Linked DNA regions of Mus musculus: region 2 is linked to region 1. The links are chromatin contacts, found by POLR2A ChIA-PET in ENCODE. All regions are on one chromosome and are shown on one strand. The core of a region is the stretch at or near the end of the contact, and the rest is flanking DNA. Distances in the headings are between cores, read along the strand shown.

Evidence for each region. ChIA-PET counts read pairs that join two places held with the same protein, here RNA polymerase II (POLR2A).
Region 2: POLR2A ChIA-PET joins it to region 1 with 17 read pairs in embryonic stem cell. The contact joins the promoter of Ccdc84 here to the promoter of C2cd2l in region 1. POLR2A ChIA-PET finds 5 or more read pairs at or near these places in 5 of 5 experiments (Patski and embryonic stem cell).

What each region holds. Positions count from the first base shown.
Region 1 is chr9:44,317,848-44,323,181 of GRCm38, forward strand. C2cd2l (C2 calcium-dependent domain containing 2-like) reads right to left here and starts at 2,435. Exons shown (of 14, transcript NM_027909.2): 1 at 1,688-2,435. The coding sequence starts at 2,041.
Region 2 is chr9:44,414,850-44,420,183 of GRCm38, forward strand. It overlaps Ccdc84 (coiled-coil domain containing 84), which reads right to left and starts at 3,220. Exons shown (of 11, transcript NM_201372.4): 1 at 3,020-3,220; 2 at 2,784-2,947; 3 at 2,262-2,360. The coding sequence starts at 3,139.

The sequences.
Region 1 (5,334 bases), core at 1,185-3,684:
ACTGTCTCCAGGGATCTGCAGCTTCCAGAGGCTACCTTAGAGGCCAGCTTGCCTTTGAACCTTGGGTAATTCTTCAAATCCCTGGAACCTCTCTGTACTCCCTGTTTCCCTCTTCACCCCTCCACCTCATCATTCACTGTAATCACAAATAGAGGTAAGTGACAATGACAACAAGAGAGTGACATGGTCACTGCTGGGCAAGGCTGAAGTGAAATGGTTGTGTCATGTGCTATAAAATAAGATGAAGAAATAAGGCTAAGCCTTTCCCCAAACAAACAGGATGTGAATGGTCAATGGTATCCTATCACGCTGCTTAAGTTCTTAGAAATAAAGACTAACTTATCATGTCTCCAGGAAACCCCATCAGAAGTGCTAGGAAGAGAAGCAAGCTCAGAGGGAGGGCTCAGGGGTCCCAAGCCTAGATAATTCCTTAGGGTGGACAGCAGGAGTATTAGGGAGCGGAAAGCCGATTAGCTTAGCTCTCGAAAGAGCCACTCCCTAATTCTTCTACAGCAGTGGAAAGCAGGGTAGAAGAACTACCTGAGGAAGGGGGCACAGCCTGGGCTGGGTATGTCCTGCAGGCTTGAGATAGAGAAAACAAAATGCACAGAGCTCATTCACTTTCCCTAGCAAACTTCCCTGCGGTGGCAGCTTTCTTCTTCAAAAGTCATGCCAGTTGGGGAGATGAGTGCTTAGTTCCCCTCTCTCCTCCCCCTGCAGGAGAGGCCAATGTCCAGCTGAGTCAGCTGTCCCAGGGACAAGGTACAGGAAGAGCCAGGTTGGAGGGGTAGGGTCAATGTATAAACTGACAGATGTCATCTGGCTTTCAGCTGGCCAGCTGACAAGAGGAAACAGGAGAACTTCTTGGGGGCCACTTCAGTCTCTAGGCATCTGGATTAATAGGGCAAAGCCTCCAAGCTCTTATGGCTGGAAACAGAGAAAGACCTGTTTCCACAAGGAGCTGATAGTCTGATGGCCAGGAAGGGAAATGGTCCAGAAATGGGAGACCTCTGCCTTCCACCCAACCTCAGTCTCATGACTCTGATTCCTGCCCACTTCCTGGGAGGCCAGATGCCCAGGGTGCAACGGGTGGAGGTGGCTGGCTGCTCTGGTTTATGAGCGACCCTGAAGGGGCAGCCCAAGTTCATGCATTAGAAAGGACGCAGGTTATCAATATGCCCTTTAACTAAACTACTTTCCTTTAACACTACACTGCAGGCCAGCCTGGAGGACTGTAGTAGTGAAATTACTAAAATATGGAGAGATGATTCAGTTACCGTGGGGGCTCTACCTGACCACCAGGGTTTGGGAGCCTGAAATCTTAACTGGGTGTGGTGGCATGAGGACCAGGCAAATTCCTTCTGCAGGTGCACCTGTCTCCCTTGGCCCAACCAGGCCAGTCTAGGCGGAAGTGCCCTAAGGCACACGGATTAGCGTTGCTATGAGAACAGTAACTTGTGCTGGGTTTAGAACCAGAGTACCTTGCTCACAAAAATAGAAAATTTGGTATATAACTGGACTTCTTTACAAGCCCCAGTCTAACCTGCACGCTCTTCTCTGATCTGAAAGAGAAAGCTGGAGGGTTCTCCAGTTGATCCCCAGCTCTAATCCAGCCCTCCTAACATGAGCAAGCTCTTCCCTAGAAGGCAAAGCTGAAGGGACGACACAGGGGCTCAGTGCAACTCACCCCGTCCCTGCAGGCCTGCTCATTCAAGGCTCGCACCCAAGCCCGTTGCCAGTTCTCCCGGAAAGACTTGAAGGCAAAGAGCGAAGCCAGGAGGCCCCGTACGCCGGCTTCCTCGGGGGTGCTGGTCCGGGTCGCCCGCAAACGCAGCAGCGAACGCCACACACCCAGCTCGCGCAGTGAACCCCCGGGCTCAGCAGCTGAGGCAGGTCGGGAGTCTCGGCCCCCATCGGCTCGCGACAGCCACAAACCCCGGGCATACTGCAGCATCCAGCCCAATACCGTGATCAGCGAGGCGGCGAAGAGAACCAGCAGGGCCGCCCAGCCCACATCCCGCTGCCCCCAGTCCGGATCCATGCTCCCGCGGGCTCGGGTCCCGGCTCGGGTTCAGCCGCTGCCCCGGGGGAGCATGGCCCGGATGGACCGTGGGGCGTGGGCGAGCTCCCCCGGGGCTGAGCGCGCGGGCTCCGGGGCTCTCCGGCGCCGCCGAGATTCCAGGACCAGTGGGTGCCACGGATGGAGAAGAGGTCCTCCGGGGTCGCGACGCTCGAGCTCTGTCTCCGTAGCCAGAGATCTGGATCCCTAACACCGGCGGTGTGACCCCAGCTAGGTTCCAGCTATCACCCGATTCCTCCCACGGCGTGGGGCCCCGCCGGACCCGGGCAGGGACCAGCCTGCAGAGATACCGGGGCTCGCGGGCCGGCACCGGCTCCGGGAGGGCTGCGTGCGCAGAACTGACACTGACAACACCGCCGGCGCCCCGCCCCCACCCGCCCTTAAAGGAGCCGCGCCCTCACCGGGCGGGGCTGAGCTAACCCGCCGCTCAGAGCTAGAGGAGGGTGGAGTGGGGGAGGGTTGAGTTGCACACGTAGAGGATTCCGGGATGAGAATAGGCGGAGTCTTTAGCTGTTCCGCCCCGTCCTGAAATCCCTGTGCACCCCTTCAGTACCAGGCAAGGGAACTTCACTTATCTGAGATGACGCCTGGTTCTCCCTACGTTTCTTAGATTTCTATGGGTTGGACGCCTGTAGGTTAAAAATTAGTCCCTGTGGAAATCACCACTCACTTTTAACACCTCCTGGCTCAGCAGCTTCTGGTCTTACTCCTTGACTGAAGCTAGCTAGGCACTGGGTGAAGAGGGAGTAAGGTGTCCCTCCCAGATAGAAGTGCCTGACAAAACCCAGCTAATGTCAACGGCGGCGAGAAAAATGAAGCTTAACGTGATAAAGGTTGGGAATAGAACACTACCATCGTCCTCCTTCCCCTTGGAGCTAGGATTCAGGAACCCCCTATTAACCTTGCTTGCGTGGGTTTGTTCTCGAGATATTTCCCAAGCCCAAGGCTGAGTCTGTTTTTAAAAATAATACATTTCCATAGTAACAGCTCCTGCCTGTGGAGCACGTGTAGAAGGGATGGCAATGAAAAGGGGAGCTAGCATTGTAGCACTGGACTATCAATAGATTTGGTCAAAAGTCTCTCATCCAAATATGTGGCATCCCGTGTAGTGCCACCTGACTGTCGTCCTAGCTACTTAGGAGGCTGAAACAGGGTGATACCTTTGCCAAGGAGTTTGAAACCAGCCTGGGTGAGAGCGCATCACAACCAAACCCCATCCCACACACCAAATATGTAATATCCCAGCCAACTCCGAAGAAATGGTGTTCCAGGAAGACTGCACAATTTACAACCTCTGGATGTACCCTTTTCTCTAGATCCTCATAAGATTGGAGCTCATCTTTGTTTCTTGGGGCCAGGGGAAGGTATCTATAAAAAAAGATTAGGGGCAATTCTTTTCTCAAGAGACATATATATGGTGAGGTGTCTGACACAATTTCTTCTGCGCACAAGATAGGATGTGATGTTAAATATCTTTCAAATCCATTTGTCTAAGGAACAAGCCCATGAGAGTAAACAATATAAGGTCTAGGGGTAGGTAAAAAAAAAAAAAAATGGCTGTCAGCAACAGAGCTGTCTGATCTAGAAGAGGAAAGGGTATGTAGCTTGAGATAGCCTGATTTTACTGCAAGGGGTGATAGACAGAGGTGAGATTGTGAGGCAACATTGCTGTGACCCTAACCATCCACAGCGAGCTCCAAAACTAATGGAGATCACTAGAATCTCCATCATTAATCTAGGAACAGAAGACATGGAGCCAAGGAAGGAGAGAACGCTGGGATATAACCTAGGAGAAAGGAGTCAGCAGGAAGAAAATCCATGTTCAAGGAACCCAGTGATGCAGGAAATTGTCGTAATGCAAGGTTCTTCTCCACCAAGATTCCTTCCTGAGGAACGCTGGTTCTTCTCCTCTGCAGAACTCTCTTCTCTGGCAGTGAGTGGGAGGGCTCACCTGTATGCCCCGCTCTATGAAGGCTAAGTAAGGACTGAATTCAAGGTCAGCCTGGAATATACAGGAAAGCCAGGCATGGTGGTGTATCCCTTTAGTTCCAGAGCTTGGTCAGGGAGGGGGCAGAGGCAGGCTGATCTCTATTACTTGAAGGCAGCCTGGTCTAAATAGTGAGTTCTAGGCCAGTTAAAGCTATACATTAACACCTTGTGTCAAAAAAAAAAAAAAAAAGAGTCCGTTATCTACAATCTTAGGCTTATTTCTTCAATTTTTTCACTGGACACTTGGTCCTGTTCTTCCAGATCCAGCTGGATCTCTCTGGTTTCCACATCTCTCTTCCACCAATTACTTAGCCTTTGGGCACTTATTTCATTTTGCTTTATGGTTTAGCTGAGTGTTTATATGAGCGCGTTGTTTAACTCATCAGGAAACTCAGACTAGAACTGATGTCCCAATCATCTCTCTTCCTCTCAACGAATGTATCTCAATTATGCTGAGTTATTCTGTGAAGGAAGCAACTCAGTTCTTCTTATCCTTGTGTTCCCTACATCACTTAGGAGAGTCTTACACCATAGAGATTTTCCAGTGGTCACGTTTTTCTTGTTTTGCTTTTGTTTTCTGGAACAGGGTCTCACTGGCTGGCTTGGAACTCACTATGTAGATCAGGCTGCTCTTGACCTCATAGAGATCCCCCTGCCTCTGCCTCTCAAATGCTGGGATTGAAAAGGTGTACCATATACCCCTACCTCAGTTATCTAGGAGCTTGAAGCCTAGCTCAATTGGTAAAGTGCTGGCTTAGCAGAAACAAAGGCCTGAGTTTGACCGCCAGCGTCACATAAACTAGGCATGGTGGTACACACCTGTAACTCACCCCACAGGAAGAGGGGAAACAAGGTAGAAAGATCAGACGTTCAAGGTCAGGCTGGCCATATGGTCTACTTAGTAAATTCAAGCTCAGCCCAGGATATGTAAGAACCCCTCTTAAGATGTCTCAATGGAAAATAGTCTGATAGGGTTTAGGATAGGGCTCAGTGGGAGATGCCTGACCTAACGTGCATGAGACCCTTGGTTCTGCCCCCAGCACTGCAAAAAGAGAAAGGCTGCATCAAGGAGACCTATCTGGCTGGGGAGATGGCTCAGCGGTTAAGAGCACCAACTGCTTTCCCAGAGGTCCTGAGTTCAAATCCCAGCAACCACATGGTGGCTCCCAGCCATTTGTAATGGGATCTGATGCCCTTTTCTGGTGTGTCTGAAGGACAACTACAGTGTACTCATATACATAAAATAAATAAAATCTTTTAAAAAG
Region 2 (5,334 bases), core at 1,970-4,469, 98 kb after region 1:
CCATACACACAAAATCAAAAAAAAAAGTACATCCGACTCTTCCAGTGGACTCAAGTTCAGCTTTCAGCATCCATGTTGAGCAGCTGACAACAACCTGACTCCAACTCCAGAGGGATTTGATGCTGCTGACCATCTTGTAGAGTAGTACTCAGAGGCATATACCCAACACAGACATGGAAACACACAAATACACACACCCAATAATCAATCTCAGAAAGAAAAATACCACTATTGGCTTGGAGAGAAGGCTCAGAAATTAAAAACACATACTACTCTTGCATTCAACCCAAGTTCAGTTTCCAACACATGTGAGGCTGTGGTGTAACACAGCTGCCTGTAACTCCAGATCCAGGAAACTACCACCTCTGGTCTCCCAAGGACACGAGAACTCACACACAATACCCCAATTATTAAAAATAAAAAATAATGGATCACAGGGCCCCCAATGGAGGAGCTAGAGAAAGTACCCAAGGAGCTAAAGGGAACTGCAACCCTATAGGTGGAACAACAATATGAACTAACCAGTACCCCGGAGCTCTTGACTCTAGCTGCATATGTATCAAAAGATGGCCTAGTTGGCCATCACTGGAAAGAGAGGCCCATTGGACTTGCAAACTTTATATGCCCCAGTACACAGGAACGCCAGGGCCAAAAAGGGGGAGTGGGTGGGTAGAGGAGTGGGGGGGTGAGTATGGGGGACTTTTGGGATAGCATTGGGAAATGTAAATGAGGAAAATACCTAATAAAAAAATAAATTAAAAAAAATAAAAAAATAATGGCTGGAGAGATGGCTCAGAGGTTAAGAACACTTGATATTCTTGGAGAGGACCTGGTTTTGGTTTTTAGCACCCAAATGGTGGCTCACAACTGTGTAACTCCAGTTCTAGGGCATGTGACATCCTCTTCTGGCCTCTGCAGGCACTACATGCGTATGGCATATATACATACAATTCAGGCAAGACATTCCTACACAGAAAGGCTTAACTAATACCCCCACTGAGAAAGTGGAAGATATTAAGATTGAAGCTAGCATGGATTATATAATGAGATCCTGTCTCAAAACAGAGCTAGGCAATCCTGTCTTGGTTCAGGGCACTTGTATGCTTTTTCACACCTTGCCTTTTCTTTCCCTTACTTAGAAGGAGGAGTCAAATGTGGTAGTACTCGACTTTAGTCCCAGCACTCAGGAGGCAGAGGCAGGCAAATCTCTGTGAGTTCAAGGCCAGCCTGATCTACAGAGAAAGCCAGGACGATACAAAGAGACCCTGCCTCAAAAAACAAACAAACAAACAAACACAAAACCAACTAACCAAACAAACAGCAATTCATTACCCTCAATAGTAAGTTTTTATCTATCTTTATTCACTAATCAAAAATCCTATGATGGAGGCTGGAGAAACGGCTCAGAGGTGCAGTGCACTAGCTGATCTTTAAACACCTATATTTACGCATCCATATGGACACTCACAACATTCTGTGACTCCAGTTATGCAGGATCATACGCCCTCTTGACCTCTGAGCCTAGCAGTCCTCCTGCCTCAGCCTTCTAAACACCTGGGACTAGAGGCCTACAGCGCCATAACCCAGCCATCACATCTTTAGTGTGCTCTGTTCACTACAGAAGTTGGAGGGTATATTGATAAAAAGTACCATGAAAACACTAGATAGCAGTAGATTATAAGGAAATCCCTGCTGGACTTTGCAATACATTTACTTATTTTTGGTGTTCTGAAACATAACCACATGTGCTGGCCTGGACCTTAACCTGGTTCAGCTGGGTACTAGAGCTATAAATGGTCACCAACACACTGGAGTTGAGTTTCCCCAATTAGTTCTTGTTTTGAGATAAGGTTCTGTCTGTAGCCTCAACTGGCTTTGGCTGCTCAAGGATCCATTCTTTGCTTCCCTAGTCCTGGGGTTACATATGTGGACCATCACACTCCCTCAGAACTCCCCAATTTAAAGAAGCTCTCGTGGGGCTGGTGAGATGGCTCACCCGACTGCTCTTCCGAAGGTCCGGAGTTCAAATCCCAGCAACCACATGTTGGCTCACAACCATCCGTAACGAGATCTGACTCCCTCTTCTGGAGTGTCTGAAGACAGCTACAGTGTACTTACATATAATAAATAAATAAATAAATAAATCTAAAAAAAAAAAAAAAAAAAAAAAAGAATGGCATAAAAAAAACCACTTTAAAAAAAAAAAAAAGAAGCTCTTGTGCCTGACAAAGACCTGGATAACTCACGAACACGTAACTCACCGTGCATAATCCTGGGGGGAGATCAGAAACTTCTCTTTCATCTGGGCATTGGCCTTGTTCTCCCACCAGAATTTGTTGGTGGCTTTCTTGTGCTCTGGGCTGAGAATGGAGAGAAAGAGTAATCGTAGCTAGTCATTAAGAGAGTAAAACTGTACCGAATGTCAGAGCACTAGGTAAGTAATGCAGATTGGCCATTGGGTTGCTTCTGTGGGCTTGGCAGAGAGAAGAGGATTGTTTATACCAACCTCTTCAAGACCTCTATCTTGGGACTCCTTTCTTCCAATAAAGTGTGTGGTGGTGGTGAGAGGAGAGCAACCTGGCTTTTCTAGAAAGATCACCCACACCACTGGGACCGTGGAAGGGCTAAGATCCACTAAACTCCACGGTTGGCCAGGTAGTTCAGTCCATAACCCAACTAAGTCACAAAGTCGACCTTCCTTCTCCCCAATTTCAACTTCCCATGCCACACGTGTGTACAACTCTCTGTCTGTACGGGGGAGGTGGGTGTTTTCCAGTTGTCACCTGGCCAGATGTTCCAGCAGACCCCCGTGTAGCACTGTCAGGTTGCCATGGCTCAGGTGTTTTCGCACTTCGCAGCCACAGCACGGGCACCAACAGCACCGATCGTGCTCGGGGACATAGCGCTCCACCTGGGCGGCGCGGACGGCCCGGCGGGCGGCCTCCACCTGCAGGACAGAAGCCAGCTAGGACCCTGAAACCAGCCCACATTCCTGGCCTCCCCAGCCCCGGGTCCGCACCTGCGGTAGAAGCCGCTCCAGAGCCCCCTTCAACTGCCGCTGGTGCTTGTGGCTGTAGACGTGACCGCGACCACAGAAGAAAGTTTGCCGACACAGAGGACATCGCTGCGGTGGCGCCATAGACCCAGGACCCGGGAACACCCACACAGCGGCGGCTCGTCACCACCCACTGACCCCTGACCCTTCCGGGCCGGACGGGGCGGGGCGACCTAGGAGCTCCCGGTTCCCCTAGAGGCAGTAGGCGCTATTGCAATCCGTTCTGCGGCTGCGCGGAATATTCACTCCGGGCCCCCACCTCCCACGCACCCGCAGAAAACCCGGCAGCTTGTGAAAGAACGAGAAAGAATGCACGCCAGTTAGGACCTCAGATCGCACACTTTCAGGCGTTGACAAAGACCCAGTTTAGCGTAACAACGCAGAACTGGTAATTTCAGGGCGCACACTGTGACCCCGTGCTTTGTGCTAATGACCTCACCGAATCCTCACGTCGATGCTTTGTGGTGTGAGATTATTGGCATTTTACACATGGGAAAAAAAAAATCTACTCCTGAAGAAATGAGGACCTCTGAGGAAAGCTAGAGAGGTGTATTAAGCAGCCCCTCCAGCTTCCCTGAGACCTGCAGGGGTCTAAGTCACTGTGATATTCTTTTTTTTTTTTTGGTTTTTCGAGGAAGGGTCCTGGAGCTCACTTTGTAGACCAGTCTGGCCTCGAAATCAGAAATCCGCCTGGCTCTGCCTCCCAAGTGCTGGGGTTAAAGGCGTGTGCCACCACTGCCCGGCAGACTGTGATATTCTTAATTTTCAAAGGTGTTCTGCACAAGAATATTCTCTGTAAGTCATTTCTCCGAGCATTGGCTGGGAAATCTAATTCTGAAAACTTGAATGGTTACAGTGAATCATGCTCTATCGCCATTACAAGAATAATGTCATACGCCGCCCAGGTCAGACCCAATATGTTTTTCCCCATTTGTTCCAAAGTTGCTCAAAGCAGTCTGCTCCCAAGGTCTCTGCAATTAAGCTTACTTGATAGTATTTTCCTGCCAGTCTCCTCTACCAAATGCTCATTTCCCACCTGAACTTGGCTTGTGTGAAACAAAACCCAGCATCTTTACAATTAAGTTCCTTGAGTGGCCAGGTTTCCAGCGCCTGCATATACAGGTAGTCAAGCCCCACCCGGCAGGAAGGAAAAAAAAATCCTGTATTAGGCTTCAAAATCCTACCAATCCCTGAGTTTGTCCCAAAAAAATCAGACTATAGAATTCCACCAATCACTGAGTTTACCCTAAAAACATGCCACAGAATTCCACCAATCACTGAGCTTGCTCCTAGAGCAGGTCACAAAATTCCACCAATCCAGGAGTTTGCCCAAGATCAGACCATAAAATCCCACCAATCAAAAACTACCCTGGAAAGTGCCCCGCCAATCCCATTCTATATTATGCTTGCCTCGTATGTGGTTCCTTGCTGCTTTTTGCCTGGGTAGAGACGATCTTTTTCTTGTATCTTTCCCAATGCATCTCTTGTGTGAGGCGGTACTTTGTAGGATCCCTAGGCTCCCGACGACTGAACTTGGATCTTCGCAACAGCAGGTGCTCTTCACCACTGAACCATCTGTCCGGCATGAGTGTGCTCTCATTCTCTCCCTCCCCTTTTACCAAGATTTTGCACCTGAGCTAGCCTCTTACCTCACAAAGATCCTCCCGCTTCAGCCTCTGAGTGCTGCAGTTCTAAATGTAAGCAACAATGCTCAGGTTTTTGTAGTTTTTAATTGTTATTTTATGTATATGTGTGCTACATGAAAGCTTAGTGCCCTTGGAGGGCACAAGAGGGCATCAATTCTCCTGGAACTGTAATTACACACTGAGTGATAAGTTTTTCTCCACCAAAGAAATAAGCCAGTTCACACCGGGCGTGGTGGCGCACACCTTTAGTCCAAGCACTCGGGAGGCAGAGGCAGGCGGATTTCTGAGTCTACAAAGTGAGTTCCAGGACAGCCAGGGCTATACAGAGAAATCCTGTCTCAGAAAAAAAAAAAAAAAAAAAAAAAAAAAAAAGCCAGTTCAGCAAAATTAAGAGTAAAAAGGCAGGTTTATTTGGGGACAGGCCCCTTAATGACTTCACCAGTCACAGGGCTCGAAACACCAGAAGAGGTTGGAGGCAGATTATGGTGTGGGCGCCGATTGGGGTTGAGGACAGGGTAGGTGGTGTTCAGGGCGACTTGGCACCTGTCAGGAATGCTGGACTGGACCTTTCTGGTGTTTATCTGCTCAGAGGTTTTCTGAGTGGGTGGGGTTGGAGGGAGAGAGAAGAAATGG